2 separate regions of the Mus musculus genome follow, and region 1 is linked to region 2. Evidence: chromatin contacts called from ENCODE POLR2A ChIA-PET data. All regions are on one chromosome and are shown on one strand. Each heading gives the region's core, a stretch centred on a gene start or an enhancer-like site at or near the end of the contact. The rest is flanking DNA. Distances are from core to core; before and after follow the strand shown.

The links. ChIA-PET counts read pairs that join two places held with the same protein, here RNA polymerase II (POLR2A).
Region 1: POLR2A ChIA-PET joins it to region 2 with 55 read pairs in embryonic stem cell. The contact joins the enhancer-like site here to the promoter of Eif1 in region 2. POLR2A ChIA-PET finds 5 or more read pairs at or near these places in 5 of 5 experiments (Patski and embryonic stem cell).

What each region holds. Positions count from the first base shown.
Region 1 is chr11:100,375,074-100,378,874 of GRCm38, reverse strand. It overlaps Jup (junction plakoglobin), which reads left to right. Exons shown (of 14, transcript NM_010593.2): 8 at 448-786; 9 at 1,877-2,152. Among named protein-coding and RNA genes, the nearest start is that of Jup, 21 kb to the left of the region's middle. Within about 2 kb of position 1,925, at least 1 of the 3 ENCODE cell types and tissues checked has a DNase peak (open chromatin) inside an H3K27ac peak, as active enhancers do.
Region 2 is chr11:100,317,517-100,321,639 of GRCm38, reverse strand. Eif1 (eukaryotic translation initiation factor 1) reads right to left here and starts at 1,691. Exons shown (of 4, transcript NM_011508.2): 1 at 1,480-1,691; 2 at 811-974; 3 at 591-692; 4 at 1-323. The coding sequence starts at 1,510. The coding sequence ends at 279.

The sequences.
Region 1 (3,801 bases), core at 676-3,175, 57 kb before region 2:
CTAGCCCTATAAAGCTCTCCCTGGGAAAAGAGAGATATTTGAATTAGGGATTTTTTTTTAAGTAGATTTAGCTTGCGGACCCCCTGGTGTGACAGAGAAGGCCCAGCAAAGTAAAAAGTAGCTAAAAGCTGAGGCCTATGACCCCAAAGCCCTTGCTAACTTCCCCTTGCTAACTTCCTCCTGACCAGAGGTCTCCTGCGGCCAGCAGGAATGAAGCACACTAGCCTTAGAGGCAGGTCTGCAGCTGTGGGTCTGTGGAAGCGCTCCAGCCTTTCTCAGCCTCCTGCTAAGGGCTTCCCTCAGGGCATGGGAGGCTGTGAGGTCAAGGTTCCCAGCTAGATACAAGCAAGCCCTAGCCCTTCGGCCTGTCCATTCCCCCTTGGACCTATTGGAGAGGCTGTATAGAGATGGCCGTGTCCCTTACCCTGCATGCGCTTCCTGTCTCAGGAGGGCCTGGAGAGTGTGCTGAAGATCCTGGTCAACCAACTGAGTGTAGATGACGTCAACGTCCTCACCTGTGCCACGGGCACCCTCTCCAACCTGACCTGCAACAACAGCAAAAACAAGACGCTGGTGACACAGAACAGTGGCGTGGAGGCGCTCATCCACGCCATCCTGAGAGCCGGAGACAAAGATGACATCACAGAGCCCGCTGTCTGTGCCCTGCGCCACCTTACCAGCCGTCACCCCGAGGCTGAGATGGCCCAGAACTCTGTGCGCCTCAACTATGGAATCCCGGCCATTGTGAAACTGCTCAACCAGCCAAACCAGTGGCCACTGGTCAAGGTACCCAGTAAAGGCCACAGGCACTGGGGTAGGGGTAGGTGAGGGGTCTGTCCATGTTCAGGGTCATAGGGATATATGGTAAGGATCCAGAAGAGCAGGGCCTAGAAATAGGAAGCAGCTCCCATGGCCTTTTTTGCTTCAACATTGGCTCTGCTCTTAGAGACTGAGTCTTTTCATTTATCTGTCCCACCATATGGTTTTTTTTTTTCTCGTTTTTCGAGACAGGGCTTCTCTGTGTAGTCTTGGCAGTCCTGGAACTCACTCTGTAGACCAGGCTGGCCTCAAACTCAGAAATCCGCCTGCCTCTGCCTCCAGAGTGCTGGGATTAAAGTCGTGCGCCACCACCGCCCAGCTATTATTTATTTTTAGAGTCTTCACTTATTTATTTTGTTTTGGGGGGACAGGGTCTCACTCTATAGCTCTGATGGTCCTGGAGTTCTGTAGACCAGGCTGGCCTCGAACTCACAGAGATTCTTCTGCCTCTGCCTCCCGAGTACGGGGGATTGAAGGTGTTTGTCACCATTCCTGACTCTGGCTATTTTTTGAAACAAGGACCCTGAGATGTAACCCAGGCTGTCCTTAGACTTTCAATCCTCCTGCCTCAGGCTCCTGACTGCTGAGAATACTATAGACATGTCCCACCTTAGCAATCTAGTTCCTTTATTACTATTATTATTATTAAAAAAAAAAGTACAGTCTCAGGTATCCCAAGCTAACCTCAGATTGTAGCCAAGGTTCGCCTTGATCCTCCTGCCTCAGCCTCTCCCTACTTGCTGGGGTAAGTTCTGTGCCATCACACCCACTCTGTGCGGTGCTGGGTATCCAACCCTTTGTGTGTCCTAACTGAGCTAAAGCCCCAACCTTAGCTCTAGATTCCTTCAGTTCTGTGCCTACAGCCCCGCCCACAAGCCCCCAGTTCCGTTCCAGGAGTAGCCAGGATGCTCCTGACTCTGCGGTTGTTGCTGAAGTGGGACTCAGATTCAGAAGAGATGACAGGAAGGACAAAATACCTAAAGCCGGGGATCAGGGATCCTCCAGATGTTTAAGGACTACCCGCCCCTCCACTCATCACTGCCTCCTTTCTTGCCAGGCAACTATTGGCCTGATCCGGAACCTGGCTCTGTGCCCAGCCAACCATGCCCCTCTGCAGGAGGCCGCGGTCATTCCCCGCCTCGTCCAGCTGTTGGTCAAGGCCCACCAGGACGCCCAGCGCCATGTGGCTGCAGGCACCCAGCAGCCCTACACGGATGGTGTGAGGATGGAGGAGATCGTGGAAGGCTGCACCGGAGCCCTGCACATCCTCGCCCGGGATCCCATGAACCGCATGGAGATCTTCCGGCTCAACACCATTCCCCTGTTTGTCCAGGTGAGTCCGGTACAGATGGGCAGATCTGTCCCCAGGTGCTGCTGAGGGGTTTGGAATGTGTGGGCCAGGAGTAGTCTAGGTCTGTGTAGAGAAGGGTGGATAAGTGGCTTTCCGAACTTAGATCACGAGAGCCTTCTTGAAGTGCAGCCACATGCAGACATGAAGAGCATCTGCAGATTCAAGAAACAGGAAAGGGACAAACATGGAACCTAGGAGCCAGCGCCTCAGCACACCGGAGCTCATTAACACTGGGTCCTAACAGTGTGGTGCTCACAGAGTCAACAAGTGGCTCCCAGGTGGCTCATAAGCAGAATGCTCGGCCCAGGAATTTACAGAAATGAAATTTAGCTCCCAGTGAGAGGCCATTTTCCACTGTCAAATTGGCCAGCTTGAGGGTTGGATAAACTGAGCGTCTTGGGTCTCGCCTACTTGGGGGAAGGGCAGTCTGGGAGCTATCCTTTGGCCTGGAATTCAGATGGGACTCTCTCTTGGGGAAAATCATTTAGCATAACTGAACCGAGATAACTACTGCAGACACAGCTGTTAAAAACAAGCCCTTTGTCTAATGGTGAGGAAGTAGTTTTGAAGGAAACCACTGGGTGTGGTGGTACATGCTTCTCATTCCAGCTCTGAGGAGCGGAGGCAGGAGGATTAGCCATGCAAGACCAGCCTTGGATATACTCAGTGAGCTCAAGGCTAGCCTGGGTTATCTTTGACTTTAAAAATAATCTGGTGGCGCATGCCTTTAATCCCAGCACTTGGGAGGCAGAGACAGGTGGATTTCTGAGTTTGAGGCCAGCCTGGTCTACAGAGTGAGTTCCAGGACAGCCAGGGCTATACAGAGAAACCCTGAAAAACCAAAAAAAAAAAAAAAAATCTAAAGAATGGCAGTGTGTGATATTGCCCTGGGGAGGCTGAGACTGGGGCATTGAGAGACAGTTCTAGGGTAGCCTGGGCTAATAGCAAGACCTTATCTTTTAAACAAAATAGAAGAATGCTTTAATATGTCATACTGCCATGTGCAGTGAGGCCTCACAAATCATGGGATGCATTTGTTTTGCTTTGTGGCCCTGGGGATTGAGTCAGGGCCAAGCTCAGGGGCAAGAACTCTACCCCCAAGCTACATCCCCAGCCCAAGATTTTTTTTTTCCTTTGAAAATATTTTTTATCAGTTTTCAGAGTTAAGGTCTCATCCTGACCTACCTTCAGTGGAATGAACTCATAGGTTTGTAGGACAGACTTTGAACTAATACACAGGAACGTGCCTTATTCTACCATGGCAGGCAGAAATCAGCATTATTGGTGGGGCTGGGAGATGACTGCCAGTGGGGCTTTGCCGTGCATCCTCGAGGAGCTGAGATCAGATTCCCAGCACTCAGGTGCTGCAGCAGCTTTTAACCCGAGCAGCGTGGGAGGAGCGGAGACAGGAGGAGTGAGCCTTGCCAGACCTGGAGCTGCAGGTTCAGAGACAGACCCTGCCTGAAAAATTGAGACGCAACAGAAGGGAACATGTGACTCCAACCTCTGATCATCATACACAAGAACATACACTCAAGTGCACACGTGCCCCAAAACACAGTCACCACGATACACACATATAGAGACACATGCGAACATACCTATAGCGAGATTGGGCACACCTTTAATCC
Region 2 (4,123 bases), core at 442-2,941:
GTTCTTGGCTTGGCTGAAACCTTGTCATTGCTTTGTTCCAGGGTGGACACTGCCAGGGCTTACTGCTCAACCTGTTTAAATGAGGGACTTCAAGACTACACAGCATGGCTCTTTTCAGTTTATTGCATGAAGGAGTTACACTAGTCCAAGTTAAAAGCGGACCCCAAATGATTACATTATACAAGCTGTGAGGTTTTTAAACTTGTGACAAGGGACAGAAGGGAAATTCTACTCATTGCAAGGAAATCCTCACTTAAGCTTCAGAGAGCCACAAGCACTTAAAACCCATGAACCTTCAGCTGATCGTCCTTAGCCAGCCCAATCTGCAAAAAGAGGACAAGGGAGAGGGACAGGTTACATGACGTCAACAGATTCTCCCATATACACCTTGCAAGGAGTCCCAATAAAGAAGAGTACTTCAGTCTATCCCAGTAGACACAATGGTTCAATTGACCACTGTTACTAAAACTTCCCTATGCCACCCCCAAGTACTGTTTGAAAGTGGGAATGTCTACATGTATTTAAAAGCTCAACTGTAAGGATTAGAAATTCAGGAAACCCATAATGCATTGAGGGCGGCCTAAACTCACCTCTATCAGGAACTGGCATATGTTCTTGCGCTGGTCACCCTGTAGCTGAATTACTTCTCCATATTCTGGATGCTCAATTACAGTACCATTGCAGGCAAATTTCTGCAAGGACAAAAGGATGCAGCATCTAAGAGGCCATGCCATCAACACGGACTCCCTTGACGTTTGCACCCTCTCCCTTGGTAGACCATACAACGTGCTCTCTCCACAGCAGACCCACCTTCTTAAACGCCTTCACTAGTTTCTTTTTATCGTAATCATCAGCGATCCCTTGGACAGTGGTAAGGGTCTTCCTGCCGTTTCTCTGTTGAATTCTTATATGGATATAATCCTCAGTGCCAGCAGGAAGCAGGTCATCACCCTTACTTGCATCAGCAAAGGGGTCTGTGAAGAAATAATCCGGAGGTGTCCTTTGTTGTCCCTCCGGGAACTGGCCAGTACTAGAGCTAGCTTTCTGCTCTAGGCCAGCCCTCCCGCCAAGGCTGATCACGTGCTGGAGAGACCTAGTGGGCAGGCAGCGCCCCACCCGGCTGATGCAACCTACCGGAAGCCAGGCTCCCGAGGCGGGGCCTTCCCTCCCAGCTCCGAGACAACGACGGTGACGTAGAGGACATGACGCAGGGGTGGCGGGAGGGGGCGGGTGTGGCTCGCCGAGAGGCAGGAGCCATTAGTAAATGCGCCACCCGAGACGCCGGGCCCGCCCAAGGGCTCACCTCCCACCCGTTTCTTCCGGGCACCCTCAGAGGTCGACCCTGGGCGCAGATCTCGGTTCCACGGGCATCACCACCCCTCCAGCCCGAGCTAAGATGGGCTCGCCGCGCTCGGCGGCTCTCCGAGCTCCGACCCCGCCACCCCCCCCCCAGGCCCGCGCGACCTTCCCCAGGCTCACCGAAAGAGTGGAGGTTCTGGATAGCGGACATACGATACGATTCCTTTTCCTCGGTGGAAACGGCCTGCGGAAGGCGGCTGCGGGAGAAGGCGGGCGGGGGGGACGGAGCGTCGGGAAGCGAGGGGGCTCGAGGGGGAGGCAGCTGAGTCCTCGGCGGCGGCTCAGTGACTGGGGCGGAGGGGCGGCGCCTGTATTCACTTATATAGCCGCCCCTGTGACGCCAGCGCGCTGCCCTCACGTCTCGGCCCCACCCATGGAGTCAAGCTCCCGGACGCCCGAGCGCTGCGGCTTCCTATTGGTCGGGGGGCGGAGTCAAGGCTTGACGCGTGCGCACTGGGTTTGGCCTGGAAAGGATGTTCTGTTGACTCAGGGAGGGGCGAGAGGGGGGAGGGAAAGCTTGGTCCGCCTGCGCGCTTGCGCAGTGGGCATGGTAGTTGTCTGAGCGGCCGCGAAAACTGGCGGAGGTTTCGAGCGCGCCTGCGCCTACCGCACGTTCTACCATCTTGACCCTGTTGGGGTCCTGGCACTAGCTCTGAGATGGGTCTTAGGGTGAGGATCGATTTGCTTTAAAGGGTAATTACGTGCGGGTCCTCCAAAATTCGACTGATCCAGCCACCCATCAACCTACCCTTCTCTGCACGTATTCACAGATATAGCCATTTAATCAGCATAAAATAACGTGATCAAAATTTGGACCTTATATAGGGTATCATTTGGATTAGCATGTTTTAAAATTGGTAACCAAAAATTATTATTTAGATTAATTCTTCTAAGGAAGGAAGTAGTCCCTTAGGTAGGAGTGGGGACCCCAGGAAAAAAATGTCCAAGCCTCACAGGATGCCTTTTGTCCTACAAGCCTGTGTGTGAGGTAAAGCCTTTGTAGAGTCTAGGTGAATATTTTTTTCAAAGCAGTTAACCTTTCTTTTTGTTTTTTCAAGACAGGGTTTTGGCTGTGCTGGAACTCTATAGACCAGGCTGGCCACATGGGGTCTGCTTTTGCCCCATGAGTGGTGGGATTAAAGGCAAGTGCCACCGCGCACACCTTTAATCCCAGCACTTGGGAAGCAGAGACAGGCGGATTTCCGAGTTCGAGGCTAGCCTGGTCTACAGAGTGAGTTCCAGGACAGCCAAGGTATACAGAGAAACCCTGTCTCGAAAAACCGAAAAAAAAAAAAAAAAAAAAAAAGAGACAGCCAAGTGTGATGTAACTGGGTTTGTGGGGGCCAATAGGAGAACCAGAGGCTGATAACTACTGTGTCAGACTTTATTCAAATGCTCCCCAAAGAGTGGGTGCTTTATATAAAATCTCTTAACTTAAAAATACTGCCAACTTCTAGGTATGGTGGTACATCCCAGCTCTCAGGAGAAGGAAGCCAGAGGAAAAAGTTCAAGGTCAAGTGAATTCAGTACTAGACTGGCTACTGTCTCTGAAGAACCAGAAAAATAGGCCGGGTGTGGTGGGGCACGCCTTTGATCTTAGCACTTGTGAGGCAGAGGCTGGCAGATAGATGCCTGCGAGTTTGAGACCCAGCAGATCTATACAATGAGACTTTCAAAACAAGAAACTGCTGGATGGTGGCACACACCTTTAATCCCAGCACTTGGGATGCAGAGGAAGGTGGATTTCTGAGTTAGAGGCCAGCCTGGTCTACAAAGTGAGTTCCAGGACAGCCAGGGCTATCTATACAGAGAAACACTGTCTCGAAAAAAAAAAAAAAACAAACAAAAAACCAAAAGGCCCAAAACAAATACAACAGAGAAAAAAAATGCCAAAAAGCACCACACAATTCCAACAAAAACTTGCAAGCTTAGTCAGGTGTGGTGGCACACGCCTTTAGTCCCAGCACTCAGGAGGCAGAGGTAGGCAGATCTCTGAGTTCAAGGCCAGCCTAGTTTATAGAACAAGTCCCAGGACAACCAGGGCTGTTTGTTACCACAGAGAAACACTGTCTCTTAAAGCAAACAAACCAAACTAAACTAAAACAGCAACAGTAAAAACTTGTGTGCTGGCCTCGTGAACAGTCAGTTTATGCACAGGTCATCAGTCTCCCTGACCTCCTGGACAGGCAGAAAATAAACAGACTAATAATACTGGGTCGAGAGAGGTGCTGGGGAAAGAATTGAGCTGGTGTGACAAGTGCCACAGACCCAGGCTGCTCCTTCAGATGAGCTGGTTAGATAAGACCGGTAAGGCGGTGGCATCGTGGCCTGAGTTTATAAGATGCTGTGGAGCAGGGCAGAAACTCATCAAACAGAACATTCCCCAGGGAGGAAAAGGTGGACATGAAAGGATTTTATTGAGGGGGGGGGTGTCCTGGGGATTGAGTCCAAGGGTCATGCTGGGCAAGTAGTCCTGAGAGGTGTTTTGTTTTGTTTTGTTTTGTTTTGTTTTGTTTTGTTTTGAAGATGCACTCATTTTTTTCAGGGCTGGAGAGATGACTGACTGTCTGCTCTTTGAGAGAATCTGAGTTCTAATCCCATGCCTCACATGGTGGTTCCTAGCGAGCAGTAACTCTGGCCCCAGGAGGTCTGACCTTCTTCTGGCCTGCACTGTATGCTTGTGACGTGCAGACACACACACACACACACACACACACACACACACACACACACACACACACGAAAAACACCTATATACATAAAA